2 separate regions of the Homo sapiens genome follow, and region 2 is linked to region 1. A link is an interaction called in ENCODE POLR2A ChIA-PET data of the cell type or tissue named here. Cell type or tissue: Panc1. All regions are shown on one strand. Links, peaks and the distances in the headings refer to the core of each region. The heading gives the core; the rest is flanking DNA. Region 1 holds the start of MYH11 (myosin heavy chain 11). Region 2 overlaps LOC107984869 (a long non-coding RNA gene).

Region 1 (15,723 bases), core at 6,435-8,934:
GCGCTCCCGCCGGGGGTGCGCCCTGCAGGGGGCGCGGCGAGGGGGCCGCGAGGGACCCTCCCCAACTCCACCCCTTCGGCCTCCTCCCCTTTCCCAGCCGCGGGCAGCTCCGGGTCTATAAAGAGAGGCGTCCGAGGACGCGCAGGGAGATTTGGACGCTCCGGCCTGGGAGGTGCGTCAGATCCGAGCTCGCCATCCAGTTTCCTCTCCACTAGTCCCCCCAGTTGGAGATCTGTAAGTAGTAGTTGTCATTCTGGGGGCAGATTGCAGGGCAGGGGGGTGTTAAAAGTCCTATAGGGTATTCTATAGGGGCTGGGGTGCACTTAGGGGTCCCTGTTGTCAACCTCGTAAGGGCCATGGTGGGGGCAGAGTTGTGATTTGGATCTCTCTCTGCCTTATCGTCTTAGATTATCCTAGACTTTCCCCAAACAGCATTTCTTAAGATTGCCAGTGAGAAGTACCATTTTGGGGGTGCTTATTAACGATATCAATGCCTGGACCCAACTCCATTTCCCAACTCTAGAATCCCCAGAAAAACTGCCTTAAAAAAAAAAAAATTAGTCCCGAGTGATTCTTGTTAAGAGGCTAATCCAGGAGATATGCTCCCTTGGAAATCTCAGAGGTCCGGTGCAGACAATCAAGGCATCTCACTTTTATTCTAGGCACCAAAAAATTTACAGCTGAACTTCACTGAAAAGTCACTTGCTATCACACAGAAGGGCAAAGTGAGGCTCCTTGTGGATTTGACCGTATTGCACAGTTGTGTTGATAATGCATTAAATCAGTTAAAAACACATGGGCATAGGCTTAGCAGAAAGGAGTGTTGTTGTTTTTTTTTTTTAATCAGTTTAGGGGAGGTTCTTCTATGTTGAGAACCCCTGGGAGATAAGGCTGGTTGTGATCTAGTTTGTTACAGCCCACTTTTTCCTCTTCTCCAAATTAAAAAAAAAAAAAACAACTCACCCAGGTTGACCCCAAAGGGCCCCCAGATACCCAGGTGGGCTCCAAAGTCTCCATTTGCTTCCACGATCTGCAGGTGCGTTAGGTAAGATTACACTAGAATTTCCCGCAGAGCCACCTGTGTCAATGCCACTCTCGTGCCCAACCAAATGGGTAAAACGAGAGAAAGTGTGGCTACTGCCTGTTGTAAGTTTTCTTCCAGCACAGGGTCTGGTAGGGATTTTGCCACTTGAGAAAAGGTACCATCCAAAGCCATGCTTGTCAAGAAGTAAAAGAAAATATTTAGAAACCCAAGGTGGGAGTGTTTAGTTGCAGTATGAAGAACTGAGAGATTAAATGGTGAACTGTCCGTCCGGGGTTTGGCAAAAAGAATGCAGGCTATTAATAAACTGCTTTGCATAGTTTTTTGTTTCTTTGATTTACTCAACGATACTATTTTAGAATTGTTCAGAGACGGAACTTGACGCTGAACTGAAAGTCATTAGGTGGCAGGGTGTGAAATAAGATAGAGAATTTTGTTTGAAGGAAATTGATGTTTTCCCTTTGAGATAGCTACCGTTGATGGAACACTTCAGTGCCACATGCTGTTGCAACATTTAACTTAATTTATCTCATTTAATCTTTGCAACAACTTCATAAGAAAGGCTTTATGATGCCTGTTTAGTATACAAGGCAGCTGAGGCTCAGAGAGGTAAAGTGTCACACAGCCAGCAAGTGGTAGAACCCATTCCCGGGTCAGTTTGAGTCCAAGTTCATACCCTTGACCCCACTATCTTTCTTCTTTACCATGGACACAAACTTGTTGGGGTCAGGTTTCTGGTGGGACTAAATGCTTCCAACAAAGTAAATGTTTATCACCGTGTCCTTTGAAGAAAACATAAACTGACTTTTTGCACATTTAAAATAAAAGGCACTGTTTGTCCCCTGATTGAGGGGGTGACCTAGCTGAAACCAGTGACCCTAGGTGGGCTGCCATGCCGAGAGTCCAGAACGTGAACTAGCTGGGTCTTTTCCGAGAAGCCGCCAGGCTTGCCTTGTAAACACCATGTTTTTTTATTATCATGTCCGAAATAGATGTGTTATTCCGTACAAGGTATCTGTTATGGATTTGTTATCATTACTTTTCCGTGGGAGGGCAGAGATTGAGGCAAACATGCCCATTTATGGAAGCGTTTTCCATGAGGCCATCCCCGGCCCCCTCGTCAGTTACCCAGCCTTGCACCGCAGCCCGGTTGGTCCTGGCCCTGGGGATTTGTCTACCATGTCCCTCACCCATTGAAGAACTAGTGGAGAAACCCTAAGGAGAAGAGATTTGGGAGGAAAGTGGGATTCTTTTTTCCTACCCCCTCTTATTCAGAGGTTTGATTTTTTTGGGTGGGGGGTGGGAGGGAATTGTCTCCTTTCCACAGGTCTTGAATCCAAACAGGTGGGTCTTCCACGTTAGGCACAAGCGTGTAATTCCAAGAGCAGATATATAGTAGATTTTTCTTGAAAACCAAGTTCAATATTCAATCCAGTAGAATCATAGAAGGCCATAAGCAAATTTAAAAATCATCTCCCGCACCTCCCCAAACCTCACTTTCTCATCCGGGAAATGGGGCTAATGAGAATAACTCATGTTTTTTGGGCACTTTTGCCTGGCGAGATGCTAAACGCTTTGTGGACATTATCTTACGTCTTCATAACAACCCTTTAGAGTAGATACTGTTATTCTAACTGGCTTTATTTTACACATATGGAGTCTGAATAACTTGCTTAAGATAGCTCAGCTAACCAGTAAGGAAAAGAAGATTCTACAAATCTAGGTCTTTCTAACTCCAGAGTTTCACAGATTACCCTCATGGGAGGATTTGATGAGCTAATGTGTATGAAGGGTTTAGCACAGTGCCTGGCCCCTGGTAAGCTTCAGTGATGGTTATTTATAGCAAACACAACCAGAGAGTTCAAGATGTTTGCTCAGTATGGCATGGCTCATCTTTGGCAGAACCGGGAAGCCTAAACTATGTGGCCGTTAAAGGAGAAGCTTCTCTTAATTTTCTTCCCTTTGATCTCATAAACCTCGTTTCTATTTGGGCTGAAAGTGGTGATTAGAATCTTTAATATATTAAGCTACCATTCCTTACCTGGATTGGGAATGTTACAAATTCCAATTACATTTGTTTAGGGTTTTGTTTGTTTGTTTTTGAGACAGAGTCTTGCTCTGTCGCCCAGGCTGGAGTGCAGTGGTGCGATCTTGGCTCACTGCAACCTCCGCCTCCTAGGTTCAGGCACTTCTCCAGCCTCAGCCTCCTGAGTAGAGAGTAGCTGGGTTTATAGGCGCCCACCACCATGCCTGGCTAATTTTTTGTATTTTTAGTAGAGATGGGGTTTCACCATATTGGCCAGGCTGGTCTCGAACCGCTGACCTCAAGTGATTCGCCTGGCTTGGTCTCCCAAAGTGCTCAGATTACAGGCGTGAGCCACCGCGCCTGGCTTATTTAGGGTCTTGATGGCATACTTTAAGGGATGGCCTTTTTGCTCTCTAGGTCTTCTCCTTCCACTCCTGACCTTTCAACTTTTAACCCTGGCCACACAATGGAGGAAAGACTGAATTTAGAGAAAGGCAGGCAAGAATTTGAAAGAAACCTTGTATGTGATCCAAGGACAGAGGAAGAAGCTGCTCACAGTGGCTGAAAGGGGAGGTCGGACATCTGTGACTTGTATCAGGGTTTCAGGGGCTAAGGAGGAACAACCTCATCAAAGTTGCTAGGAAAGGGCCATAGAGGCCAGGTATGGCAGGTCATACCTGTAATCCCAGCAATTTGGGAGGCTGAGGTGGGGGGATGGCTTGAAGTCAGGAGTTTGAGACCAGAGTGGGCAACATAGCGAGGCACCATCTCTACAAAAAAATTTTTAAAATGAGCTGGGCATGGTGGCATGCATCTGTAGTCCTAGTTATTCAGGAGGTTGAGTGAGGCAGGAGGATTGCTTGAGCCCAGGAGTTCAAGGCTGCCGTGGGCCCTGATTGCATCACTGTTCTCTAGCCTGGGCAACAGAGTGAGACTCTGTCTCAAAAAAAAGGTGAGGGGCATAGAACTTTACTGTACCAGGCTGAAAAATACAAGGCCCAGAGAGGGCAAGTGACTTGCCTAGCATCACCCAGCGAGTTTTGGGCAGAGCTGAGACTTGTAACTCGAAGACCTAAGGATCTTCCACAGGCTAATGAATAGCTTGTTTGTGCTCAAGGGATGAAGCAGTGAGTTGTTAGGACAGGACTGTGAATAGGGCTGACATATTCAGATGTGTCAAACATCGCTAATGCCATCTCTGAGTAAATTAGGCTTCAAACAGATCGGGATTCTAATCCTGGTTCCCCAACTTTTGCAAGGGAGGGCCTTGCATTTACCTTTCAAGACCCCGATAGGCTTAGCAGGAAAATGGGAATAATAGATAATGCCACTCTTTCATCCTTGGACTTTTTGTCTAATTATATGAATTTATCTGTAGGATAAATTCCCAGAAATGCGCTTGCTGAGTTAAAGGGCATGCGTATCTAAAATTAATAGATATTGCAAATGACTGGCTAAAGACATTGCAGACCAGGTGCAGTGGCTCACGCCTGTAATCCCAGCACTTTGGGAGGCCGCAGCAGGTGGGTCACCTGAGGTCAGGAGTTCAAGACCAGCCTGGCCAACATGGTCTCTGCTAAACCCTATCTCTACTAAAAATACAAAAATTATCTGGGCATGGTCGTGGGCACCTGTAATCCCAGCTACTCGGGAGGCTGAGGCACGAGAATCGCTTGAGCCTCAGAGGCAGAGGTTGCATTGAGCCGAGATCACACCACTGCACTCCAGCCTGGGCAAAGAGTGAGACTCGGTCTCAAAAAAAAAAAAAAAAAGGCATTGCAAATTGCAACTTGTTGCAGTCACATATGACAGCAGTCCCCATCCTCTTGGCACCAGAGACTGGTTTCGTGGAAGACAATATTTTCCAGGGTGGAGTGGGGAGGATGGTTTTGGGATGAAACTGTCCCACCTCATCATCAGGCATTGGTTAGATTCTCATAAGGAACGTACAACCTAGATCCCTTGCAGGTGGAGTTGGCAATAGGGTTTGTGCTTCTGTGAAAATCTAATGCTGCTTATCTGACAGGAGGCGGAGCTTAGGCAGTGATGGTCACTCACCCACCGTCCCCTCCTGCTATGTGGCCTGGTTCCTAACAGGCCATTGACTGATACTGCAGCACAAGGGTTGGGGACCCCTGACATAGGAGACTATACATTTATTTTAAGCTGTGGTATGCCAGAATTGTAAAATATAAAACACAGTGGGGCTTTTAGGGCCAGAAATAATCAGTTCTTGCTCGCTTCCAGAAGCATCCTTCACAGGGGCTACCGTAACTCTTGCCAACCAAGTTCTCTTGGTTGGGAGGAAAAAATAGTGTTATGCATTAAGAGAACTTCTTTCTGGAGTTACTTGAAACCATTGGTATTCAGATGATTAGGCAGATGTCACAAGGCAATAAGAATGTGACAGGTTCACCATTCACTTTTTTTCCTGTAAAAGTGAAGTAGGGCTTTCTTGGGAACAAGCCCTTGGGAGGTGGGGGGATGTGAATGGTGAGGGGAGGGTAGAAATGGTGGAGTAGGGTCAGGGGCAAGAAAGGGACTTTCTGCTAAGAATTAATCGGGTGTCCATTTACTCTTAGCAGAAAACTAGGATTAGATTCTGGATTGTACTCCTGACTCCAAATTTTACAAGTGGGGGTCTTGCATTTACCTTCCAGGACCTCGGTCATCTTAGCAGGAAAATAGCAATAGCAGGTGATGCCACCTTACAGAGCGCTTAGGAGACAGTGAGATGGTCTATATAGGAAGCTGTCTGGCCTGATACCTGATGAATACAAGGGGCCCAATAAATACAGTGGCTGTTATGAATAATAGATCTAAACTGCCTTTTTGGTACTACTGGGGACCTGCCAAGCAGGTGCATTTAGAGTGCCCAGTGCCTCTCCCTGCGACACATTTGATGCCTCCCTACACCTGGACCAGGCCTTGAGCGAGGATTTCCACTGCAGAGGTCCTTCCAGCTGGCGAATTGTGTTGCAGATCAGGTTCAGAGAACTTCTGTTTTGCCTGTGTGGCATTCATTCATTCGTTTATTTGAAATAGAGATGGGATCTCACTGTGCTGCCCAGGCTAGTCTAGAGCTCCTAATTCAAGCAATCCTCTTGGCTTGGCCTCCCATAGTTCTTGGATTACAGGTGTGAACCACTGTATCCAGCCCTTTATGACATTTAGAATATGAGCAATTTTTCTTTTTTCTTTTTTTTCTTTTTGAGATGGAGTCTCACTCTGTCACCCAGGCTAGAGTGCAGTGGCATGATCTTGGCTCACTGCAACCTCTACCTCCCAGGCTCAAGCGATCTTCCCACCTCAGCCTCCCGAGTAGCTGGGACTACCGGCATGTGCTGCCATGCCTGGCTAATTTTTGTATTTTCTGTAGAGATGGGGTTTCACCATGTTGCGCAGGCTGGTGTCAAACTCCTAAGCTCAAGCGAACTGCCTGCCTTGGCCTCCCAGTGTTGGGATTACAGACGTGAGCCACAGTGCTGAACCCTGCATGGTATTTAGAATATAAGCAATACTCTAACATCTGGTCTGGGTCACTCTGTATTACTTACCTGATCTCCAAAAACATTTGGGTTTTTGTCTCTGGTCCAAAATCTTTAGCCAATGGCTTGGCAGTAAAATCCTGAGGGAAGCTGTTGACCAGGTGAGGTGATGTGCAAATCCTATACTCTCTGGGCTCTGGGATATTTAATTTACTATTTATTTATTTATTTTCAAGACAGAGTTTTGCTCTTGTCGCCCAGGCTGGAGTGCAGTGATGGGATCTCAGCTCACTGCACCCTCCACCTCCTGGGTTCAAGCGATTCTCCTTCCTCAGCCTCCTGAGTAGCTGGTATTACAGGCGCCCACCACCACACCTGGCTATTTTTTGTATTTTTAGTAGAGACGGGGTTTCACCATGTTGGCCAGGCTGGTCTTGAACTACTGACCTCAGGTTATCCGCCTGCCTCGGCCTCCCGAAGTACTGGGATTACAGGCATCAGCCACCATGCCCGGCCTAATTTACTTTTTATTAATGCTGAAGCAGAGAGGGCAAGATCTTTTGCCCCTGAGTTCTTCTGGGAAAAATGAAACTGATGGTAAAACAAACTAAAGCAACCTGACATTCTCAGTTGGTCCAGTTTCAGCCCTTTGACTGGGAGTCACAGACGGGTCCCATAAAATGGTAGAGCTGGGCCAGCCTACCATTGATTTATTTTCCCTAAATGAAAAATACAAGGCCCAGAGAGGGCAAGTGACTTGTCCAGAGTCACCCAGCAGGTTTGGGGCAAAGCTGAGACTCGTTACTTGACATCCTAAGGTCTTCCAGAGGCTAATGATTAGCTTGTTTGTGCTCAAAAAATGAAGCAGCCTGGGCGCGGTGGCTCATGCTTGTAATCCTAGCACTTTGGGAGGCTGAGGCAGGCAGATCGCTTGAGCTCAGGAGTTTGAGACCAGCCTGGGCCACAAAGTGAGACCCCTGTCTCTACAAAAAAATGCAAGAATTAAAAAATTAGCTGGGTGTTCTGGTGCGTGCCTGTGATCCCAGCTACTTGGGAGGCTGAGGTGGGAGAATGGCTTGAGCCTGGGAGGCAGAGTTTGCAGAAAGCAGAGATCGCGCCACTTCACTCTAGCCTGGGCAACAGAGCCAGACCCTGTCTCAAAAAAAAAGAATGAAGCAGTTGTTGGTCAGGACAGGACTGTAAACAAGGCTGACACACTCAGATGTGTCAAACATCGCTAATGCCAAAGGTGACAGAGTCATTTGTTTTCATCCAAACATTCGAGAAAGTTGGACGAGGTGACTCACGCCTGTCATCCTAGAGCTTTGGGAAGCCAAGGCAGGAGGATCATTTGAGATCAGGAGTTTGAGACCAGCCTAGGCAAAATAGCAAGACCCCCATCTCTACAAAAAATAAGCCGGGCATAGTGGCCCACACCTGAGGTGGGAGGATCCCTTGAGCCCATGAGTTTGAGCCTGCAGTAAGCTATGATTGCACCACTGCACTCCACCCTGGGCATATAGTGAGACCCTTCCCCCAACCAAAAACATTGAGAGCAGCTCTTGATGAGTGAACTGTACTTCGTGGTCAGCAGTTCTGGGTAGTAATTTCAGAGATGTCCTTTCAGCCCTTGGAGCTGATGCAGGACCTTAAACATGAGCGATGGTGGAGGAGGGAGGGTTGGGAAGGTGCATCAAGGTAGATGAAGAGTGTCCCTGGGGTTGGGCCAACTGGCGGTCCGTCTCTGGTCCAGTGTGTTCACCTTGCCCCCGTCTGATCTTCTGCAGTTGGTATTCCGAGTTGAGTTTGACTAAGTGAGAGCTGCTCTCAGCTTTAACTGCCTTTCCCAAGACAGCCCTTGTTTTTATTCTAAAGCTGTGGTTCTCAACTGGAAGCAGTTTTGCCACCCCAGGGGACATCTAGCAGTGTCTGGAGACATTTTTGATTGTCATGAGTGGAGGAAGGGGTGCTACTGGCATCAGGTGGGCAGAGACCAGGGATGCTGCGGAACATCCCACAATGCACGGAAGAGCTCCCCTCACGACACAGAATGACGCAGCCCAAGAGTCACAGTGCAGAGTTTGTGGCCAGCTGCGGTGGCTCACGCCTGTAATCCCAGCACTTTGGGGGGCCAAGGTGGGAGGATTGCTTGAGGCCTGGAGTTCAAGACCAGCCTGGCCAATATGGTGAAACCTCATCTCTACTAAAAATACAAAAATTAGCCAGGCATGGTAGCGCATGCCTGTAGTCCCAGCTACTTGGGAGGCTGAGGCACGAGAATCACTTGAACCCAGAAACGTGGAGGTTGCAGTGAGCTGAGATTGCGTCACTGCACTCCAGCCTGGGTAACAGAGCGAGACTCTGTGTCAAAAAAAAAAAAAAAAAAAAAAGACTTAGCAACTATTATTACTAGTATTAGTATTATTAATTTGTCAGGCTCACTGAATTTTCTCAAAAATTTGGCAAATTTTTAGGAAAACATTCTCAAAACATTTGGCAAATCTGTGGCTAAATGTTGTTTTGGGGACCCAAGGCTCGTAGGAGCAAAACAGCTTTCAGGTTTCCGGATCTGCCAGAGACTCAAGTGTCCTGTTGTGTGTTTTGTGTCTCAATGAGGGAAAGGGGAATATGTAGCACCTTCCAGATGGATTTGACCTTGACTGCGCCACTGTTTGAAGAGCTTCTCAACCTCCGCAGCTCCACCCCAGCCCAGATATTTCAGGGAATTAGGGTTCCAAGGGGCATGCTATGGAAAACACCATTCTAGCATGAGTCGAAGCTTCTCATCCCCCATCTTGCTGTCTTTTGACCAAAGCAGATTTTGCACGTCGTAACTGTCAGAGACATCAAAGCCAGAGGGAATCCAGCCTGCTCCAAGCTCTCCTTTTTTGTACAGAGACTGAATCTTTGCACTTGATCTTGTTTGTGTTTTTAAGTCTGAGGTTAGACAGGGTCCCAGGCAATGGAGGCGTGCGTGTCCTTTTATTTTTCTGTTGTAGCTTTTGCTATTTTTTCTGACTTTTAAGGCAACTCATCCACATGGCAATTAGGAAGAGCCCACTTAGGGCTGGGCACAGCGGCTCATGCCTGTAATCCCAGCACTTTGGGAGACCGAGGCAGGCAGATCACTTGAGGTCAGGAGTTCAAGACCTCAGCCTGGACAACATGGTGAAACCCCGTCTCTACAAAGAATACAGGAAAATAGCTGGGCATGGTGGCAGGTGCCTGTGGTCCCAACTATTTGGGAGGCTGGGGTGGGAGGATCACTTGAGCCTGGGAGGCGGAGGTTGCCGTGAGCTGAGGTCATGCCACTGCACTCCAGCCTGGGCGACAGAGCAAGACCCTGTCTCAGAAAAAAAAAAAAAAAAAAAAGAAGTCCACTTTACTTGTCATAGTGCTTAGAACAAATGAAACACTCTCCTAGCCCTCTTGGGATGTAATTGGCTACCATCTGCACAAACTCTTCATTATTGCACAAGAATATCAATATACTTAATGCTACTGAACTGTGTTTAAGTGGCCGAGGTGGTGAATGTTAGCTGTATTTTACCACAATTAAAGATAAGAGGGAAGGAAAATGAAGTGTACTTTACAACCAAAAAAGTACGCTTGATGTGCAAAAAAGTGTGCAGCTTGATGAATTTTCAAGAGGATATATTTTTTATAGATGGGGGTCTCACTCTGTCACCCAGGCTGCAGTGCAGTGGCATGATCATGGCTCACTGCATCCCCGACCTCCTGAGCTTAAGTGATCCTCCCACCTCAGCCTCCTGAGTAGCTGGGACTGCAGGTGCACACTATCACAACCGGTTAATTTTTGTATGTTTGCTAGAGACAAGGTTTCACCATGTTGACCAGGCCGGTCTCAGCCTCCTGGGCTCAGGTTATCCTCCTACCTCAGTCTTCCACACAGGTAATTAAAAAACATTTTTTCTTAGAGATGGGTCTTGCTGTGTTGGCCAGGCTGGTCTCAAACTCCTGGGCTCAAGTGGTCCTCCCATCTTGGCTTCTCAAAGTGCTGGGATTACAGGCGTGAGCCATGTCACCTGGCCCAACAGTTTGATGAATTTTCAGAAAGTGAACACTCATAGGGCTGGCATTCAGATGAAGATCTAGAGGTCAACCCTCACAAGCCCCCCTCACGTTCTGTCCTTGCAATCATTGCACACCGGAGACTCATTCATTCCTTATCTGAGTTCTATCACCGTAGATTAATTCTGCCTGGTTTTGGACCTCAGTTCAATAGTCACAGAACCTGTGCTTTTTGTGACCACCTTCTTTTGCTCAAGGATGTGTTGTGAGATGTCCTTTTTTGTGGTGTGGAGCTGTAGTTTACTTCACCTGATTCGAGTCCTATTTTGGGTGTTTGTAATGTGTCAGGTACTGTGCCAGGTGCCTTACAGGATTGATTCCTTTATGGGCATCTGACAAGCCCACCCACCTTATGTGAAAGGCAGAACCAAATAGACTCCAGAATGAGACCCAGGTTTGGGTCCCAGCTCTGACACTTCTTTTTTTTTGAGATGGAGGCTGACTCTGTCGCCAAGGCTGGAGTGTAGTGGTATGATGTCGGCTTACGGCAACCTCCACCTCCCGGGTTCAAGTGATTCTCCTGACTCAGCCTCCCAAGTAGCTGGGGCTACAGGCACGTACCACCAATCCTGGCTAATTTTTAATTTTTGTATTTTTAGTAGAGACAGGGTTTCACAATGTTGGCCAAGCTGGTCTCAAACTCCTGACCTCAAGTTATCCTCCCACCTCAGCCTCCCAAAGTTCTGGGATTATAGGCATGAGCCATCACACTCGGCCTACTTGTGATCAATCTTACTTCATCTTCACACCCTCCCATTTCTCTTACGCATCCTCCAGTTTCTCTCTCTCTCTCTCCTTCTTTTTCTCTCTCTCTCTCTCACACACACACACACGATCTGCTGCGACACCTTAAGAAACAAGAGATTATCAGGGAATGATTGAATATTTTGCCGCATTTCCTATTTTGCTGCCTGTTTAAACTAACCTTGGTTATACTATTAAAAGAAGACGCGTCGTATCAAGCCACTTCTGTGACTATGGCTGTCCAGAAATAAACATAATTAAAACATCCAACAGTAGTAAATGCTATTGGTTAGGAATGAGCGAAGTGGCTTAGAGTCACCGGAAGTGAGAAAGGGTATAGAAACAGAAGGTACTTGGTGTAGATCAGGGGTGTCCTATCTTTTGGCTTCCCTGGGCCACCCCAGAAAAAGAAGAATTGTCTTGGGCCACACGTAAAATACACTAGCACTAATGATAGCTGATGAGCTAAAAAAAAAAAAAAAAATCGCGAAAAAATATCATACTGTTTTAAGAAAGTTTATGAATTTGTATCGGGCCACATTCAAAGCCGTCCTGGGCCCCATGCAGCCTGTGGGCTGCAGGTTAGACAAGCTTGGTGTAGAGAGTTTCATCTAAACTTCATGGCAGCTCTGCAGGGCACCCGTTAGGTCCCCAGTATTAATATACAGTAAATCTGAGTCTCAGATCTACGTAAGTCACCCAGAAGCACGCATTCTGCAGTGGCAGAGTCACGTTTGAATTAGCATCTGATTGCAAAGTCTGGGTGTCTTTACATGACTACAGGTTATCTTACCTCTCAAGAGGAGGCAACCAATCAAATGTTGCCAGCACCAATGAACTTGTACTTTATTTAGGCTCAGAAAGATCTTTTAGGCTAATGAAAATGCCCTATATTTATGAAATGTTCTCGTTCTCTGTGGCTTTCTCTTTTTTGAGACAGGGTCTCACCCTGACACCCAGGCTGGAGTGCAGTGATGTAATCATAGCTCACTGCAGCCTCAAACTCCTGGGCTCAAGCAACCCTCCTGCCTCAGCCTCCTAGTAGCTGGGACTACAAGCACGCATCATCATGCCTGGCTGATATTTTTTTTAAGGGATGGGGTCTTGCTATAATGCCCAGTCTGGTCTCGAACTCCTGGGCTCAAGCAATCCTCCTGCCTTGGCCTCCCAAAATATGGGATTATACATGTGGGCTACTGCCAGCCTCTTTTCTTTCAATTATTTTTTAATCTATGGGTTCCCCTCCTTTTTGTTTGTATTTTATTTGTTAAAGAAAGAGAGTACTGGCCGAGCGTGGTGGCTCACACCTGTAATGTCAGCACTTTGAGAGGCCAAGGCCGGTAGATCACCTGAGGTCAGGAGTTTGAGACCAGCCTGGACAATATGGTGAAACCCCGTCTCTACTAAAAATACAAAAATCAGCCAGGCGTGGTGGCATGCACCTGTAATCCTAGCTCCTCGGGAGGCTGAGGCAGGAGAATCACTTGAACCTAGGAGGTGGAGGTTGCAGTGAGCCAAGATCCCGCCATTGCACTCTAGCTGGGCGACAGAGCATAGTCTCTCACCTTTGGGAGTTTACTGCATTGTTTAGCATGCTCTCCTGTGCCTTGCATTTTCCATAGACAGGCGTCAGATCTGGAGGCTTCATCACCTTCATCCCCCATCTCCATCCCCTTTTCTTTTGAGCAAGAATATGTCATTAGTGGTAACGGCACTTCCTGTAGTGGCCCATCTGCAGGCATGTAATGTTTATAATGTCTAGTCAGCTCTCTCTTTTTGTGATGTTAGGGTTAATTAGTAGATTTAGGTGATGGCAGGCGGACCCATCCCTTAAAAATTCCACAAGAGCTCTTCATCTGATATAGTCAGTCTTGTGGTGGGGACCCTAGACCAGCATCATCATCATCACCCGGAAGCTGGTTAGGAATGCATATTCTTGGGCCCCATCCCAGTCCTACTGACTCAGAAGCTAATGCACCAGGAAATGTGAGCCCCATTGGCCTAATGGTTTTAGCAATTACTGGTAGAACTTGCCAACTTGCCAAGACCCTTTCTTTCTTCCTTTCTTTCTTTTTTTTTTTTTGAGACGGAGTCTCACTCTGTCGTCCAGGCTGGAGTGCAGCGGCGCATCTCCACTCACCCACTCACTGCAAGCTCCGCCTCCCAGGTTCACACCATTCTCCTGCCTCAGCCTCCAGAGTAGCTGGGACTACACGCGGCCGCCACCACGCCCGGCTAATTTTTTTTTTTTTTTTTAGTAGAGACAGGGTTTTGCCGTGTTAGCCAGGATGGTCTCGATCTCTTGACTTCGTGATCTGCCCGCCTCAGCCTCCCAAAGTGCTGGGATTACAGGTGTGAGCCACTGTGCCCGGCCTCTTCCTTCCTTTCTTCTTTCTTTCCTTCCTTCCTTCCTTGGCAAAGTCTTGCTCTGTTGTCCAGGCTGGAGTACAGTGGCATGATCTCGGCTCATTGCAACCTCCACCTTTGGAGTTCAAGTAATTCTCCTGCCTCAGCCTCCTGAGTAGCTGGAATTACAGGCACATGCCACTATGCCCAGCTAATTTTTGTATTTTTTAGTAGAGACAGGGTTTTCCCATGTTGACCAGGCTGGCCTCAAACTCTTGACCTCAGGTGGTCCGCCCACCTGGGCCTCTCAAAGTGCTGGGATTACAGGTGTGAACCACCGTGCCCAGCTTGAGACCCACTATTAGCTTTATAAACAGTTACATCCTAGTTTTATTGTTCTGCATGTATTCGCTGGAATTCTTCCATGTAGAAGGGAGTCTTTTTTAAGATAGGGTAACTGGAGTCAGGGGCAGGACACTGTTGGTCTTACTATGAGCTAAGCCAAATTCAATAACAATTTTAAAATGCAGAAAGGAGGATTGTTAAACTTAGGACAATACATGTTGTCTACCAGATCTTTATTTCTCTTTCTGGATATCTGAAGTGATTATTCAGATTTAGATGGGATTTCCTCATTTCTCTGCCCTTTTTTTTTTTTTTTTTTTTTTTTTTTTGGATGAAGTCTTGCTCTGTTGCCTGGGCCAGAGTGCAGTGGCACCATCTCAGCTCACTGCAACCTCTGCTTCCTGGGTTCAAGCAATTCTCGTGCCTCAGCCTCCCGAGTAGCTAGGATTACAGGTGCCTGCCACCAAGCCCAGCTAATATTTTTGTGTTTTTAGTAGAGATCAGGTTTCGCCACGTTGGCCAGCTGGTCTTGAACTCCGGACCTCAAGCAATCCTCCTACCTCAGCCCCAACAAAGTGCTAGGATTACAGGTGTGAGCCACCGCACCTAGCCGCCACTTTTTTTTCATCAGCTACGATATCAGGTCTCCCAGCAGAAAATCTCTGAGCAAATCAACTTCCAGGTTTGTTTTTCGTTTTTTTGAGACTGAGTTTCGCTCTTACTGCCCAGGCTGGAGTGCGGTGAGAGGCACAATCTTGGCTCACTGCAACCTCCACCTCCCGGGTTCAAGTGATTCTCCTGCCTCAGCCTCCCGAGTAGCTGGGATTGTAGGCGCATGCTACCACGCCCAGCAACTTTTCGTATTTTTAGTAGAGATGGGGTTTCACATGTTGGCCAGGCTGGTCTCGAACTCCTGACCTCAGGTGTTCCACCGGCCTTGGCCTCCCAAAGTGCTGGGATTACAGGCATGAGCCACTGCACCCAGCAGCAGGTTCTTAAAATTAGTTTTTTAATTATTATTTTCAGCCCTGAAAGGAAAAAAATAGGTATTGGAATATCTGCCACTCCCATTCTGTCTTGCAAAATCTGCATCACCCAAAAGGTTGGGTTTCAGGAGTTGGCTGCTCAGCTCTAGGGATCCAGGAGTGGGACATGGGTCTTTATTCTGTCGCTGTGGGATTTGGGGCCCAAGCGTGGGGATTATCAGTGAATTCAAAGGAGTTGTGAATTCCCTGCTGAAGGAGGGATGTCAACCACGCATAGATCCTGGTGGCCATATGTCCTCACTTAGCCAGCAACTCAGTTCTTTGGAGCCCAGCAGCAAGAGGTAGAAGGGGCTGTAAGCCAGTGTTTCCAGGACAGCCCCTGCAGCTATGGTCAGAGAGTCAGGAACGGGGGGCCGGACAGGCCTATAGAGTGTGTTGTCTCTGTCCCTCTCCTCATAAACACATCTGGATAACGACAGATAACGTGAATCTACCATCCATGGGCTTCCCATGTAGACAGGACATTTAATGACCTAATCTTCCATCAAGAGAGACTTCCCCTTCTTAATTTAGTTACCCTAAGGAACAATTTGTATAGAAAACGCAGAATCAAGATTTTCACATTTCCACCCCACTTTCTGTACCCATTTAAAA
Region 2 (15,723 bases), core at 6,155-8,654, 55 kb before region 1:
AGGCCGAGGTAGGCGGATCGCCTAAGGTCGGGGGTTCAAGACCAGCCTGGCCAAAATGGTAAAACCCCATCTCTACTAAAAAATACAAAAATCAGCCAGGCGTGGTGATGGGTGCCTGTAATCCCAGCTACTTAGGAGGCTGAGGCGGGGAGAATTGCTTGAACCCAGAGGCGGAGGTTGCAGTGAGCCAAGATCGTGCCACTGCACTCCAGCCTGAACGACAAAGCTGGACCATGTCTCAAAAAAAAGAAAAAAAAAAAGAAGGAAGGAAAGAAAAAAAGAGAGAGAGAGAGAGAAAGAAAGAAAGAAGGAAGGAAGGAAGGAAGGAAGGAAGGAAAGAAAGAAAGAAAGAAAGAAAGAAAGAAAGAAAGAAAGAAAGAAAGAAAGAAAGAAAGAAAAAGAAAAAAGAAAGAAAAGAAAGGAAATGTAACTCAAATCAGGCCAATGAGATACGAGGAGAGTTTTGTTAAATGTTTCCGAGGAAGTTCTTCCTGGCGCTCTGGCAGAGATCCTGGAAGTCGTTCTATTTTCTCCTCTGAACATTGTAATCCTTGAATATAAGGCCTCAAACAGTGGTGATCATCCCACCAACCCTTAAAAAAATGGTGCCTGTCTGTGGTCCTCACGAAATGAGCACTTGCCCAAAATTGTGCCCTGTGCTATGGAAGTGCCGAGTAGATGATTGGGGGCTGACATTCAGCCCGTATGTGTGGTTGTATCTTCCCGAAAAAGGAGATTTTGTTTGTTTGTTTTTAAGGAAATTGTCTGCTGCCCAGAGGAATCTCTCTCTCTCTCTCATCCATCTGTCCGTTCATCCGTCCATGGCCCATCCATCTGACCATCTATCCTTCCACCCATCACCCATCCACTTGTCAATCTATTCATTCATTCATTCATTCAGTTGTCCATCCATTCATCCACCACCCATCCATCCATTCATCCACCTGTCCATCCATCCATCCTTCCATCACCCATTCAACTCATCCATCTATCAATTCATTCATCTGTCCGTCCATCCATCCACCCATCCATCTCTTTATTCCTCATTCATTCAATACTAGAATATTCAAAGTCCCATGTCAGGTTTTTTGTTTTTTGTTTTTTAAGACAGGTTGGCTCTGTTGCCCAGGCTGGGGTGCAGTGGTCCCATCTTGGCTCACTACAACCTCTGCCTTCTGGGCTCCACCTCAGCCTCTCGAGTAGCTGTGACTACAGGCATGCACAATCATGCCCAGCTAATTTTTGTATTTTTTGTAGAGACGAGGTCTTGTTATGTTGCCCAGGCTGATCTCAAACTCCTGGGCTCAAGAGACCTACCCACCTTGGTCTCCCAAAGTGCTGGGACTACAGGCGTGAGCCACCACATCAACTGGAATACCTTTTTCTAATTTGGTTAAGATGACCATATATTACAAGTGGCCAGCCTGGGGTAAGCCATGAGAATATAAAGAAAGATAGCCACAGTCACAGGCATAAGTCAACCCTTAAACCTGCCAAACTGACCAGGCATGGTGGCCAACGCCTGTAATCCCAGAACTTTAGGAGGCCAGGTGCTGGATCACTTGAGGCCAGGAGTTCAAGACCAGCCTGGGCAACATGGTGAAACCTGGTCTCTACTAAAAATACAAAACTTAGCCAGGCAGGTAGTCCCAGCTACTCAGGAGGCTGAGATGGGAGGGTGTCTTGAACCCACAGGTGGAGGTTGCAGTGACCCAAGAGATCACGCCACTGCACTCCAGCCTGGGCAACAGAGCTAGACCTTGTCTCAATAAATAAATAAACCTGTCAAACATCTAGACTTCTGGTTATGTTTAAGATTAATCTTTTTTTTGGCCAGGCGTGGTGACTCATGCCTGTAGTCCCAGCGCTTTGGGAGGCCAAGGTGGGTGGATCACTTCAGGTCAGGAGTTCGAGACCAGCCTGGCCAACATAGTGAAACCCCCTCTGTAAAAAAATACAAAAATTAGCCAGGCGTGGTGGCGCGCGCCTATAGTCCTAGCTACTCAGGAGGCTGAGAATCGCTTGAACCCAGGAGGCAAAAGATGCAGTGAGCCAAGATCGTGCTACTGCACTCCAGCCTGTGCAACAGAGAGTGACTTCATCTTAAAAAAAGAAAAAGAAAAAGAAAAAAAATAGGATAGGCACGGTGGCTCACGCCTGTAATCCCAGCACTTTGGGAGGCCAAGGCGGGCAGATCACAAGATCAGAAGTTCGAGACCAGCCTGGCCAACATGATGAAACCCTGTCTCTACTAAAAATACAAAAATTAGCTAGGTGTGGTGGCACATGCCTCTAGTCCCAGCTACTCAGGAGCCTGAAGCAGGAGAATCGCTTGAACCCGGGAGGCGGAGGTGGCAGTGAGCCAAGACCATGCCATTGCACTCCAGCCTGGGTCACAGAGTGAGACTCCGCCTCAAAAAAAAAAAGAAACAGAAAAAGAAAAGAAATTGATATTTTAAAACCAGTAAGAGAGTTTGATTTGCAACCAAAAAAAAAAAAAAGTTTAACCAATAGGAGGTTATTTTGTTTTAAGAGCAGAAAAAATAGGATGAAAGTAAATCAGATAGGTAGCTACCTATTTGACACATTCCTCCAGCTTACCCTGAATAAACCTGCCCAAGTATGTCCACTATCCATCCATCCCCTGAAAGGGACTGAGGAAGATCTATTATCTAGACAAATTCTTCTGGGACATAATATTTGGACATTTTAAACTTCCCCATAATCTGTCACGCATTTTCTGTTTGATTCATCATTGATCGACAAGCCAATTACTGTTCTTACCTACCATTTTATATTCAGGGACATTTAGTTCTTTTTTTCTTTTTTTGTTTTTTTTTTTTGTTTGTTTGTTTTTTTTGGCGAGACGAAGTGTCAATCTGTCACCCAGGCTGGAGTGCAGTGGCGCGATCTCGGCTCACTGCAACCTCCACCTCCCAAGTTCTCATAAATGTTTTCTAGAGTTTTTTGGAACCCCAAATTTAATATGACATTCAGACCAAGATGCAATAAACAAACATTTATTGATCACAAAAAAAAGAGAGAAGGCTAGATGCAGTGGCTCACACCTGTAATCCCAGCACTTTGGGAGGCCGAGGTAGGTGGATCACTTGATCTGCCAGAAGTTTGGGGCCAGAAGTTTGGGACCAGCCTGGGCAACATGGCAAAAACCAGTCTCTACTAAAAATACAAAAAGTTAGCTTGGAGTGGTGGTGTGTGCCTGTAATCCCAGCTACTCAGGAGGCTGAGGCTGGAGGATCACTTGAGCCTTGGAGGTGGAGGTTGCAGTGAGCCAAGATTGCGCCACTGCGCTCCAGCCTGGGTGACAGATCGAGACTCTGTCTCAAAAAAAATAAGAAATGAAAGAGAGAGAGAAGGAAGAGAGGCCAGATGAAGTGCTGGAGGCTTCTGAAGTGGTACGTAAGAACCAGGAATGGAGAATGTGTAGTTAGGGACAGGAAGAGAAAAATCCTAACCATAGTGTCTTTATTTATTTATTTGTTTGTTTGTTTGTTTTTTGAGATGGAGTCTCACTCTGTTGCCCAGGCTGGAGTGCAGTGGCACAATCATGGCTCACTGCAACCTCTGCCTCCCAGGTTCAAGCCATCCTCCTGCCTCAGACCCTCTAGTTGCTGGGATTACAGGCACGTGCCACCATGCCCGGCTATTTTCTGTATTTTTAGTAGAGATGGAGTTTCGCCATTTTGGCCAAGGTGGTCTCAAACTCCTGACCTCGGGTGATCCACCCGCCTCGGCCTCCCAAAGTGCTGGGATTACAGGCATGAGCCACTGCGCCCACCGATGGTGCCTTTAAACAGTACTCTTGATTCCAGGTGACAGAAATTCAAATTAGCCTAAACCATCATGTATTGGCCCATGAATCTAAAATGTCCAGTGGCAGAGCTGGCTTTGGTCATAGTCCAGGAGCTCAATGGTCTGTGTCACTTCGTTCTACTTTCTCTTTGTTGGTGTCATTTCAACAGGTTATTCTCTGGCAGAGGCAAAGGTGACACCCAACCACTCCTGCCTCTATCCTACCTAGCAACCCCAAGGCAATACACTCTGTCTTGTCCAATAGCTGCAGCAGATGTCTTGGGTTTGAGCCTCATTGGCCCTTCTGAGTGTCACATGACCACACCCGAACCAATCAGTGAGACTGGCGAGGCTGGGTGAACTGTCTTGAATGGCTAGACCTGGGTCTTAACACCCACCCCTGCAGCCAGCCCCACTGAGAGGGCTGAGGGCGGGTGAGTCAATGGTTCCCCAAAGGGAATTTAGGGTACTGTTTCTGAAAAAATGGACAATGAAGGCTGAGTGGAAACAGCAGTCATGGAAAGCACACAACAGACAAGTGCCTTTCTCTCTGCCTCTGCCACTCAAGGCCGCCTTAAGTTCCTCCAGTGTGCTAATTGTTCCCCCGGGTCTTTTGAACACGTTGTTCTGTGTTTTTTGAATGCTCTTCCATACCTGTGCCTAAGTAACACCTGCTTATCCTTCAGCTGTCAGCCCCAACATCATCTTCTCAGGGAAGCTGTAGCACTTGTATTTTCCAAAAGTGGCCACAATTATTCATTCATGAGTAGATGCTCAATAATATCTTTTGAATGAACGCATGCATGAATAAAAGGTTAAAATGTAAACAAAGTGATCTTACACTCTTATTGAGAAGGGTGGCCTGTGTTCCCTTCCGTTGAATCCAGATGAGCTTGAGGCTACTGTGGAACTGACATGGTGTGACTTTTTTTTTTTTTTTTTTTTTTTTGAGATGGATTTTCACTCTTGTCACCCAGGCTGGAATGCAATGACGCAATCTCGGCTCACTGCAACCTCCACTTCCCGGGTTCAAGCGATTTTCCTGCCTCAGCCTCCCAAGTAGCTGGGATTACAGGCGCATGCCACTACACCCAGCTAATTTTTGTATTTTTAGTAGAGACGGGGTTTCACCATGTTGGCCAGGCTGGTCTCTAACTCCAGACCTCAGGTGATCCATCCGCCTCAGCCTCCCAAGGTGCTGTGATTATAGGTTTGAGCCACTGCACCTGGCCAATAATATCTTTTGAATGAATGAATGCATTAATGAAAAGTTAAAACGCAAACAAGGTGACTTTGACACTCCTGTTGTGAAGGGTGGTCTGTGTTCCCTTCCCTTGAATCCAGACGAGCTTGAGGCTACTGTGGAAGTGACATGGTGTGACTTCTGAAACTGGTCATAAAAGGTGAAAAGCTGGCCGGACATCGTGGCTCACATCTGTAATCTCAGCACTTTGGAAGGATGAGGCAGGAGGATCATTTGAGACTAGGAGTTCAAGACCATGGAGGAGTGGAGTGGACTGGGCTGTGACCTGCCAAGGGCAACAAGCAAGACCCTGTCTCTCTCTCTCTCTCTTTTTTTTTTTTAATAAATATGCCAGCCTGGCCAACATGGCAAACCTAGCCTCTACTAAAAATACAATAATTAGCTGGGCGTGGTGGCGCTCACTTGTAGTCCCAGCTACTTAGGAGGCTGAGGCACAAGAATCACTTGAACCCAGGAAGTGGAGGTGGCAGTGAGCCAAGATCATGCCACTGCACACCAGCCTGGGTGACAGTGAGACTTTGTCTCAATTGAAAAAAAAAAAAAAGATATGAAAAGCTCCCACTTGGCTCTGTTAGGATGCTCCATCTTGGAACCCAACCACCATGCCATAAGGAAGCTCAAGCAGCCCGTGGAGGGGGCCCCCATAGAGAAGAAATGGGATCCCTGCCCACAGCCCTGGCTGAGTTCCCACCTGACAGCAAATACCAAATTGCCAGCCATGTGACTGAGCCATCCACAAAGTGGGTCTTCCAGAATCTTGATAACATTGTACTCAGTGACAGAAGCCAGACACAATAGGCCACGTAGTGTATATTCCATTTGAAGTGTCTAGAACAGACAGATCTATAAAGACAGAAGATAGATGAGTGTTTCCAGGGACTAGGGGAAGAGGGAATAGAAGAGACTGCTAATGGTATATATTCTGTTGTTGTTGTTCTTGTCATTGTTGTTTAGAAACAGGGTCTCATTCTGTCACCCAGGCTGGAGTGCAATGGTGCGATCATAGCTCACTGCAGCCTGGAACTCTTGGGCTCAATTGATCCCCCTGTCTCAGCCTCCCGAGTAGCTGGGACCACAGGTGTGCGCCACCACATCCAGATAAGTATAGGATTTCTTTTTAGGGAAAAGGAAATATCGTGGAATTAGATAGCAATAGTTGTACAATCCTGTGAATATACTAAAAAGCATTGAATTGTATGGTTTCACATGGTGAAATTTATGGCATGTAAATTATATCTCAGAGACAACCAAAAAAAAGTGGGTCCTCCAGCCCCTGTCAAGCTGCCCCATGTTGAGCATGGCATGTGGAACACAGACTTGCTGTCCAGGCCACATCCTGCCCAAATTGCAGATTTGGGGGTGAAATCAATGATTGTTGTTGTTTTAAGCCACTAAGTTTTAGGACAGTGTGTTGCATAGAAACTCGTGCTGTCCAACCTGGCTAACTTTGTGAAACCTCATCTCTACTAAAAACACAAAAATTAGCCAGGTGTGGTGGCACACGCCTGTAATCCCAGCTGCTTGGGAGGCCGAGGCATGAGAATCGCTTGAACCTGGGAGGCAGAAGTTGCAGTGAGCCGAGATGGTTCCACTGCACTCCACTAAAAATACAAAAATTAGCCAGGTGTGTTGGCACAAGCCTGTAACCCCAGCTACTTGGGAGGCTGAGGCATGAGAATTGCTTGAACCTGGGAGGTGGAAGTTGCAGTGAGATGAGACGGTGCCACTGCACTCCAACCTGGGCAACAGAGCAAGACGCCATCTCAAAAAAAAAAAAGAAAAAGAAAAAAAGAAAAGAAAAGAAAAAAGAAAAAGAAAGAAAGAAACACATGCTGATATGGAAGCCTTCCATAACCACCAACCTAGGCTAGGTTATGGCCCCTGACTGTCTCAGAATCTCTGCATTTTTCATTATAGTATTTATCTGAGTTTGTAATTAAATATTTGATGAATTGCTGCCCTTTCTCTTGGCCAGTGAGCTCTATGTGAGTAGAGACCGTGTTTACTTTTTTGAGACAAAGTCTTGCTCTGTTGCACAGGCTAGAGTGCAGTGGTGTGATCTCAGCTCACTGCAACCTCCACTTCCTGGGTTCAAGCGATTCTCCTGCCTCAGCCTCCCAAGTTGCTAGGATTACAGGCATGTGCCACCACCATGCCCAGATAATTTTTGTATTGTTACTAGAGACGGGTTTTGTCATGTTGGCCAGGCTGGTCTCGAACTCCTGACCTCAAGCGATCCACCCACCTTTACCTCCGAAAGTGCTGAGATTACAGGCATGAGCCACCTCACCCAGCCAGGATCCTGTTTATTATATTTACTCTAGTATCCTTAGTGCCTGGTACATAGTAGATGCTCAATAATATCTTTCGAATGAATGAATTCATGAATGAAAGGTTAAAATGCAAAGAGATTTAGGGTCCAAGTGGAGGGTTCCTAGGGTCTTCCTAGTTGAGTAGGAGACAGAGTGACCAAAGAGCAGGTGGAAGATGGAGGTGAGGTAGAGGATTTGCGGAGAATGGAGAACATCTGGGAAGGGGAGAGGAAGGATGAGGAATTTGACAAGAGAAAACTGGAGCATAAATATGTTCTTACACACCTAATCCAGGCCATCTGGTGTCGAGGCGACAAGAATGGAGACCATGGAGGAGTGGAGTGGACTGGGCTGTGACCTGCCAAGGGGGGAATGGTGAGGAAATAGCCACTTTTGTGTGTGTGTGTGTGTGTGACAGGGTCTAGCTTTGTCCACCAGGCTGGAGTGTAGTGGCATGATCTGGGCTCACAGCAACCTTAGTCTCCCGGGCTCAAGTGATCCTCCCACCTCAGCCTCCCAAGTAGCTGGAACTGCAGGTGGGTATCACCATGGTCAGCTAATTTTTGTAATTTTTGTACAGATGGGGTTTCGCCATGTTGCCCAGGGTGGTCTTGAACTCCTGAGCTCAGGTGATCTGCCCGCCTCAGCCTCCCAGAGTGCTCAGATTACAGGCATGAGCCACTACGCCCAGCCCACTTATCGAGTGCCTATTATGTCCTAGGCACTGTGCTAAGTTGTTGCATGCATTAGTTCATTTTATTTATTTATTTATTATTTAATTAATTTTATTTTTTAAAAATTTTATTTATTTATTTAATTTAACTAAGTGCTCTTCATGCATTAGTTCATTTTATTTATTTATTTACTTATTTATTTATTTAATTTTTTTGAGACAGAGTTTCACTCCTGTTTCCCAGGCTGGAGTGCAATGGCGCCATCTTGGCTCACTTCAACCTCCGCCTCCCAGGTTCAAGTGATTCTCCTGCCTCAGCCTCCCAAGTAGCTGGGATTACAGGCACCCGCCACCACACCTGGCTAATTTTTGTATTTTTAGTAGAGATTTAGTAGAGTAAAGTGCTGGGATTACAGGCGTGAGCCACCGCGCCAGGCCCATCTTATTATGATATTATTATTATTATTATTATTATTATTATTATTATTATTATTAGTTTTTGAGATGGAGTCTAGCTCTGTCACTCAGGCTGGAGTGCAGTGGCACAATCTCAGCTCACTGCAACCTCCACCTCCTGGGTTCAAGCGATTCTCTTGCCCCAGACTCCCGAGTAGCTGGGACTACAGGTGCAAGCCACCACACCTGGCTAATTTTTGTATTTTTAGTAGAGACGGGCTTTCGCCATGTTGGCCAGGCTGATCTCGAACTCCTGACCTCAGGTAATCCACCCGCCTCGGCCTCCGAAAGTACTGGGATTACAGATGTGAGCCACCGCACCTGGCCCATTAGCTCATTTTAGCCACGATAATATCCCAGGAGTTAGGTACTATTATGGCCTCCTTTTAATAGCTGTAGAAATGGAGGCCCAAGAACGTGTGTGGTGGCTCACACCTGTAATCCCAGCACTTTGGGAGGCCAAAATGGGCGTAATACTTGAGGTCAGAAGTTTGAGACCAGCCTGGCCAACATGGCAAAACCCCATCTCTACAAAAATACAAACATTAGCTGGCATGGTGGTGCATGCCTGTAATCCCAGCTCGTCAGGGGGGCCAAGGCAGGAGAATTGCTTGAAGCCAGGAGGCAGAGGTTGTAGCAAGCCAAGATTGCGCCACTGCACTCCAGCCTGCACAACAGACGGAGACTCCAACAAAGAAAGAGAGAGAGAGAGAGAGAGAGAGAGAGAGAGAAGGGGAGGGGAGGGGAGGGGAGGAGAGGGGAAAGGGAAAGAAAGAATGAAAGAAATGGAAGCTCAGAGAGGTGCTTTTTTTTTTTTTTTTTTTTTTGCCCAAGGCCACACAGGTACCCAGGATTCACCATCCAGTTCAGTGTAACAACAGAGCTTGCGCAGATAACCAGGATGCTGCAGTGGGGCTCTAGGTGGAAAATCAAAGCTTCAAGGAGATCAGGGACATGTGTGTAAGAATCTTCTCGCAAACCAGGGCAGCAGGGAGGGTCCAGTCATGGAACCAGGTGCCACCTCACCTGGCTGAGTTCAAGATTGGCTCTAACCCAAATCACCTGCAAGACCTTGAGCAACATACTTAACCCTTCTCTGCTTCAATTTTATTTTTGTTACATTGATCGAAAGTCAGAAAGGAAAGGAAGTCCTCATTGGTACAGAGGTTAGGAAAATTGGAAGAGATTTTGGAGAGGGTATCAGGTTTATCCTACATTCTTTATCAGCATGAAAAAGTCCTCCTTTGGGCTTTTTGTTTGTTTTGATTTTTGTTTTTTGTTTTTGGGGTTTTTTTTGAGACAGAGTCTTGCTCTGTCGTCCAGACTGGAGTGCAGTGGTGTGATCTCGGCTCACTGCAGCCTCCGCCTCCCAGGTTCCAGCAATTCTCCTGCCTCAGCCTCCTGAGTAGCTCGGACTACAGGCGCCCACCACCATGCCCAGCTAATTTTTGTATTTTTAGTAGAGACAGGGTTTTGCCATGTTGGCCGTGCTGGTGTTGAACTCCTGACCTCAGGTGATCCACCCACCTCGGCCTCCCAAAGTGCTGGAATTACAGGGTTGAGCTAGCCAAAAAAGTCTTCACTTGGTTAAGCACAGTGGCTCACACCTGTAATCTCAGAACTTTGGGAGGACAAGGTGGGAGGATCACTTGAGGCCAGGAGTTCAATACCACCTTGGGTAACATAACAAGAATTTGTCTCTACAAAATATTAAAAAATAAAAAAAAATTAGCCAGGTGTTGTAATGGTACGCACCTGTAGTCCCAGCCACTCAGGGAGGTTGAGGTGGGAGAATCGCTTGAGCCCAGGAATTCAAGGCTACAGTGAGCTATGATTGTACCACTGCACTCTAGCCTGGGCGACAGAGCAAGACCCTATCTAAAAAAAAAAAAAAAAAAAGGCCGGGCACAGTGGCTCACGCCTGTAATCCCAGCAATTTGAGAGGCTGAGGCGGGTGGATCACTTGAGGTCAGGAGTTTGAGACCAGCCTGGCCAACATAGTGAAACCCCATCTCTACTAAAAATACAAAAAATTAGCCGGGCGTGGTGGTGGGTGCCTGTAGTCCCAGCTACTCAGGAGGCTGAGGCAGGAGAATCACTTGTACCCGGAAGGTGGAGGTTGCAGTGAGCCAAGATCACGCCATTGCACTCCAGCGTAGGCAAGAAGAGCGAAACTGCATCTAAAAAAACCAAAACAAAACAAAACAAAAAACTCTTCACGCTAGGATCTGTGAGTTCACAGAACAATTACACATCATAGATTTGTCTAGTCCAGCCCAAGTATCAAATACTCTGTCTACTTACTGGACAGATGAAACTAAAGGACCTTGAACCGGGCATCAGACTGTTTTTGCGTCTGGCCAAGTCTCTTTCCAGCTGTTTGACCTTGGGCAGTTCCCTTTAACTCCCTAAGGCTTGCTTTCTTCATCTTAAAATCAGGATGACAGTAGCATCTACCTCTTGAGATCACGTGAGAAATAAATGCAATGACGCATGAATAATGTTTCATACTGTATCTAGTATAGGGTGAGTACTTCTTCAAAAATAACAGCCACACCTTTTCCTAGGATTGCATGCAATGCAATAATATTGCAAATAAAGGCGGTTGTTGTTTTCTTCCTTAATAAATCAGGAGAGAATTAGGATTCTTTTGGGATTCAGACTAATCTCTTTGAACCAGCAGTTTGGATTTGGTTGCCATAGTGTCCTGGGCCATGAATGGCTGATAGAGAGACATGTCATATTTTCAACAGTTGCCTTGACTTGTCTGATGAGATGCCGTTTCTATTAAGTAGCTGTCTCCAATTTGTAAAATTCCATCTGTGGCTTTCCCCAACCCTTATTTTCCAACAGCCTCTCACTCCAGATCCTAAGAAAAGGCATATCTACCTGGAAGAAAAGAACTAAATCTTGGTAAAAGACATTTACCTTTTCTGAACTCAACCTTTAGTTTTTGTTCAACTGAGTTCCCCTGACAAAATGCATTTCAGCAAGATTTACTTCCAGAATTTCTTTATCTCTAATGCTTTTAGTAAAGAAGGCATTGAATGAATTTATTGCTCATCCCTCTGAAAGTGACCTGAGAATGTCAATGTACCTGTAGGATTTATTTTACTTCCTCTAAAGGACTGACAGTAATATCCAGCACCTTCCCCCCACTAAAAACATTCCACTTTGAGGCCAGGTGCAGTGGCTCATGCCTGTAAGCCCAGCAATTTGGGATGCCAAGGCGGGAGGATCGCTTGAGCTCAGGAGTTTGAGACCAGTCTGGGCAACATAGTGAGACCCCATCTTGATTAAAGAAAAAAAGTTCACTTTGAAACCTCTGGGCAGAGTGCAGTGGTTCACACCTACAATCCCAACAATTTGGTAGGCTGAGGCAGGAGGATCGCTTGAGGTCAGGAGCTTGAGACCAGCCTGGACAACATAGTGAGACCTTGTCTCTACAAAAAAAAAAAAAAAAAAAAAAAATTTTAATGAAACTTCTCACGTGACAATTTTAATCATGAGAACTATGTACATGCCACAGTCTGGAACTTGGGATCTCAAATGGTCATGGATTCCGTGTTCTCAGTCCCCATACAGAAGGGAGGAGGGCTGGCCTTTGGACTCCCCCAAATCTGGGTTTGAATCCCAGCTCCACCACTTTAAGTCTGGTTGCTCTGGGCCAGTTATTTAATGTTCTCTAAACATCAGTTTCGTCTGTGAGATGAGCTACCTTGCAGGACTTCATTCGGTCCTTCTACAAATATTTGTTCTACCGGAGCAGAGCAGGATAACAAGGCATCTGTCCTGTAAAGCAGTCCATTGGGCACCCAATGTGAAACAGAGCCTCAGCCCCACATAGGCTGCAATGCCACAGTGTGGTCCAGGGTTAGGGAATTCTGGGGAGCTCTGAGGGTGCCTACATTCCTGCTGTGCTCCTGGCACACATTGAGGAGAACGCCCTCTGCTCTGAACTTACTGAGTGATGAGTCACCCTTGAGCACCTGAGGAAGTGGAGCAAGTAGACCACAGGCAGCCTGGACCTGCCCCTGGTTTCTAGGATTGAGTCACAGCCTCCCTGGAAGACTTGAAAGAGAGATCAATTCGATCAAGGCTCCAGGGCTGGATCAAAGCCTAGGAAGTGGGGGAAAGGGAGGAGGAAGTTGGGCTTCTCCACGGTCCCAGCAAAGGCCTCAGCCTACAAATATTCTACAGATATTTGAAGAAGGACTGAATGAAGTCCCGCGAGGTAGCTTATCTCACGGATGTAACTGACATTTAGAGAACGTTAAGTAACTGGTCCAGAGCAACCAGACTTGCAGTGGTGGAGCTGGGATTCGAACCCAGATTTGGGGGAGTCCAAAGGCCAGCCCTCCTCCCTTCTGTATGGGGACTGAGAACAAGGAATCCAAGATTATTTGAGATCCCAAGTTCCAGACTGTGGCATATACATAGTTCTCATGTTTAAAATTGTCATGGGGAAGCCGGGCGCTGTGGCTCATGGCTGTAATCCCAGCACTTTGGGAGGCAGAGATGAGCGGATCACTTGAAGTCAGGAGTTCAAGACCAGCCTGGCCAACATGGCGAGACCCCATCTCTACTAAAATATATAAAAATTAGCCAGGTGTGGTGGTGGGCACCTGTAATCTCAGCTACTTGAGAGGCTGAGATGAGAATCACTTGAACCTGGGAGGCGGAAGTGGCAGTGAGCTGAGATCGCACCATTGCACTCCAGCCTGGGTGACAGAGTGAGACTCCGTCTCAAAAAAAAAAATTGTCATGTGGGAAGTTTCATTTTTTAAAAAAATGTTTTCATAGAAACAAGGCCCTACTATGATGCTCAGGCTGGTCTCAACCTTGTGGCCTACAAAGGCCTCAGCTTACTCCCTCAGCAAGCTCTGCCAGTGAGGCGGTCCTACAGAATTGTCCCAAACTGGGGTGAGAGGGCTGGAACTTGATACCCCAGCATGGACCAGGCATCGGAAGCCGCCTCCCCTCGAGCCAGGGGTATGACCTCGGACCTGGGAGAAGGGCATTGGTGATGCACCTCTGTTGGAAGCTTCCTTTATCTCTATGCCCCTCCCTCTTCTCAGACCTTTCACCCCCCAAGATACATTTGAGAAGAAGAATCGAATTAGCCAGGAAAGCTTTAGGAAGAAATGACATTTAAACAGACCTGGAGACCAGGCACGGTGGCTCATGCCTGTAATCCCAGCACTTTGGGAGGCTGAGGCAAGTGGATCGCTTGAGCCCAGGAGTTTGAGACCAGCCTGGCCAACATGGTGAAACCGCATCTCTACTAAAAATACGAAAAATTAGCCAGGTGCAGTGGCGCACACCTGTAGTCCCAGCTACTCGGGAGGCTGAGGCAGGAGAATGGCGTGAACCTGGGAGGCGGGGCTTGCGGTGAGCCGAGATCGCACCACTGCACTCCAGCCTGGGCAACAGAACGAGACTCCGTCTCAACAACAACAACAACGACAACAAAAAGGTAGACTGAGACCTGGAGAATGAGCAGAAATTAACCAGAACAGGAGGAAGTTTCCAGGCTGGGGGATGGGCACATGCAAAGGCCCAGTAGAGAGGGGGTTGGGGGAGAGAAAAGAAGAGAGGAGGGCGAGGGAGAAGAAAGAGGAGGAGGGGGAGGAGATAGAAGGGGAGGAGGTTGAGGAGGAGGAGGAGGGCTGGGAGGAGGAAGGAGGAGGAGGAAGAAGATGAAAGAGGAGGAGGGGGATTGGGGAGCAGAAGAAGAGAAAGGAGGAGAAGGAAGAGAGAGAGTTTGGGGGAGAGAAGGAGGGCAGGGGGAGAACAGAGAAGTGTCTGCAGTGAAACTGAAACAACCGAAAACGGCTGAGCAACGTTGGGTGAGTGGAGCAGAACTGGGGTCAAGTTGCACTGACTCAGCCATTTACTCAGAAGCAACTTCAACCCTCCAAACCTCAGTTTCCATCTGTAAAACAGGCATGATCACATCTGTCTCTCAGCTGTCTTCAGGATGCCATGAAACGACACACACACAATAAGGGCACCATCAATGTGAGTTGCTCTTTTTTATTATTATTGGCTATAGCTGAAAAAAAAAATAATGGTTAATCTGTTAATAATATACCTGTGGCCTAGAAAAAGTATGAAAAAGAATTCAAGAGTGGACAAATGTTTTCTTCAAGTGCCGGGTAAAATATTTTAAGTGAGTTCTGTTGCAGCTTCTCAATTCCTCTGTTGCCGTGTAAAAGCGCCCATAGACAATGCATTAAGAAACAGGCAGGCGGCCAGATGCGGTGGCTCACGCCTGTAATTAATCCCAGCACTTTGGGAGGCTGAGGTGGGCAGAATGCTTGAATCTAGGAGTTCAAGACCAGTCTGAGCAACATGGCGAAACCCTATCTCTACAAAAAATACAAAAAATTAGCTGGGCATGGTGGCATGCACAAGTAGTCCCAGCTACTTGGGAGGATGAGATGGGAGGATTGCCTGAGCCAGGGGAGGTTGAAGCTGCAGTGACCCCTTATCATGCCACTGCACTCCAGCCTGGGTGAGAGTGAGAACCTCTCTCAAAAATAAAAAAAAAAAAAGTGGGGGGCATGGCTGTGTGCTAATAAGATTACAGGCTGGGCATAGTGCCTCATGCCTGTAATCCCAGCACTTTGGGAGGCTGAGGTGGGAGAATTTGTTTGAGACCAGGAGTTTAAGACTAGCCTGGGCAACATAGCGAGACTCTGCTTCTACAGAAAATAAAAGAAGTAGCCAGGTGTGATGACACACACCTGTAGTCCCAGCTACTCAGGAGGCTGAGGTGGGAGGATCCCTTAGACTGGGATGTTGAGGCTGCAGTGAGCTGTGACTGCACCACTGCAGCCCAACTTGGGTGACAGAGTTAACCCCTGTCTGGAAAAATAAAAAAAAAGAAAAACAAAAGATTTTACATTTCTACAAACATTTTATATTTCTATGGAAAAAAAAAAGAGAGAGAGAAAAAAATGTGCACCTCTCGCATGTCACACATGGATTACCACTCACTCCCACTATTTGTTGGTCCAGCCACATTTCCACAATTGTGTGGGTGCCTGAAGGGTCAAAAGGACTCCTATAGGCAGCCTATGGGGCATGGCGCTAGACGGGCCCTCAACAACGAGCAAGAGATACTCAAGACAGTGAAGAGGAGGGGCTATTGGGCTGTACTTGCCCACAGCTGGTTGTGCACAGTAATGCATGTACATAGT

The links. ChIA-PET counts read pairs that join two places held together with the same protein. Peaks named below come from ENCODE experiments on the same cell type or tissue, not always from the same donor. Only the 100,000 strongest peaks of a DNase experiment are listed, where the experiment ranks them.
Region 2: POLR2A ChIA-PET joins it to region 1 with 8 read pairs; 4 of 35 experiments call an interaction of 5 or more read pairs at or near these places.

Annotation. Positions count from the first base shown.
Region 1 is chr16:15,841,452-15,857,174 of GRCh38, reverse strand. It overlaps MYH11 (myosin heavy chain 11), which reads left to right and starts at 147. Exons shown (of 41, transcript NM_002474.3): 1 at 147-234. In Panc1, for the core only: no CTCF peak of the experiment used is centred there; a DNase peak (open chromatin) is centred at 7,814.
Region 2 is chr16:15,896,622-15,912,344 of GRCh38, reverse strand. LOC107984869 (a long non-coding RNA gene) reads left to right here. Exons shown (of 3, transcript XR_001752339.2): 2 at 7,684-7,764; 3 at 9,353-9,797. Among named protein-coding and RNA genes, the nearest start is that of CEP20, 16 kb to the right of the region's middle. RefSeq lists an enhancer at 11,908-13,107. In Panc1, for the core only: no CTCF peak of the experiment used is centred there; no DNase peak of the experiment used is centred there.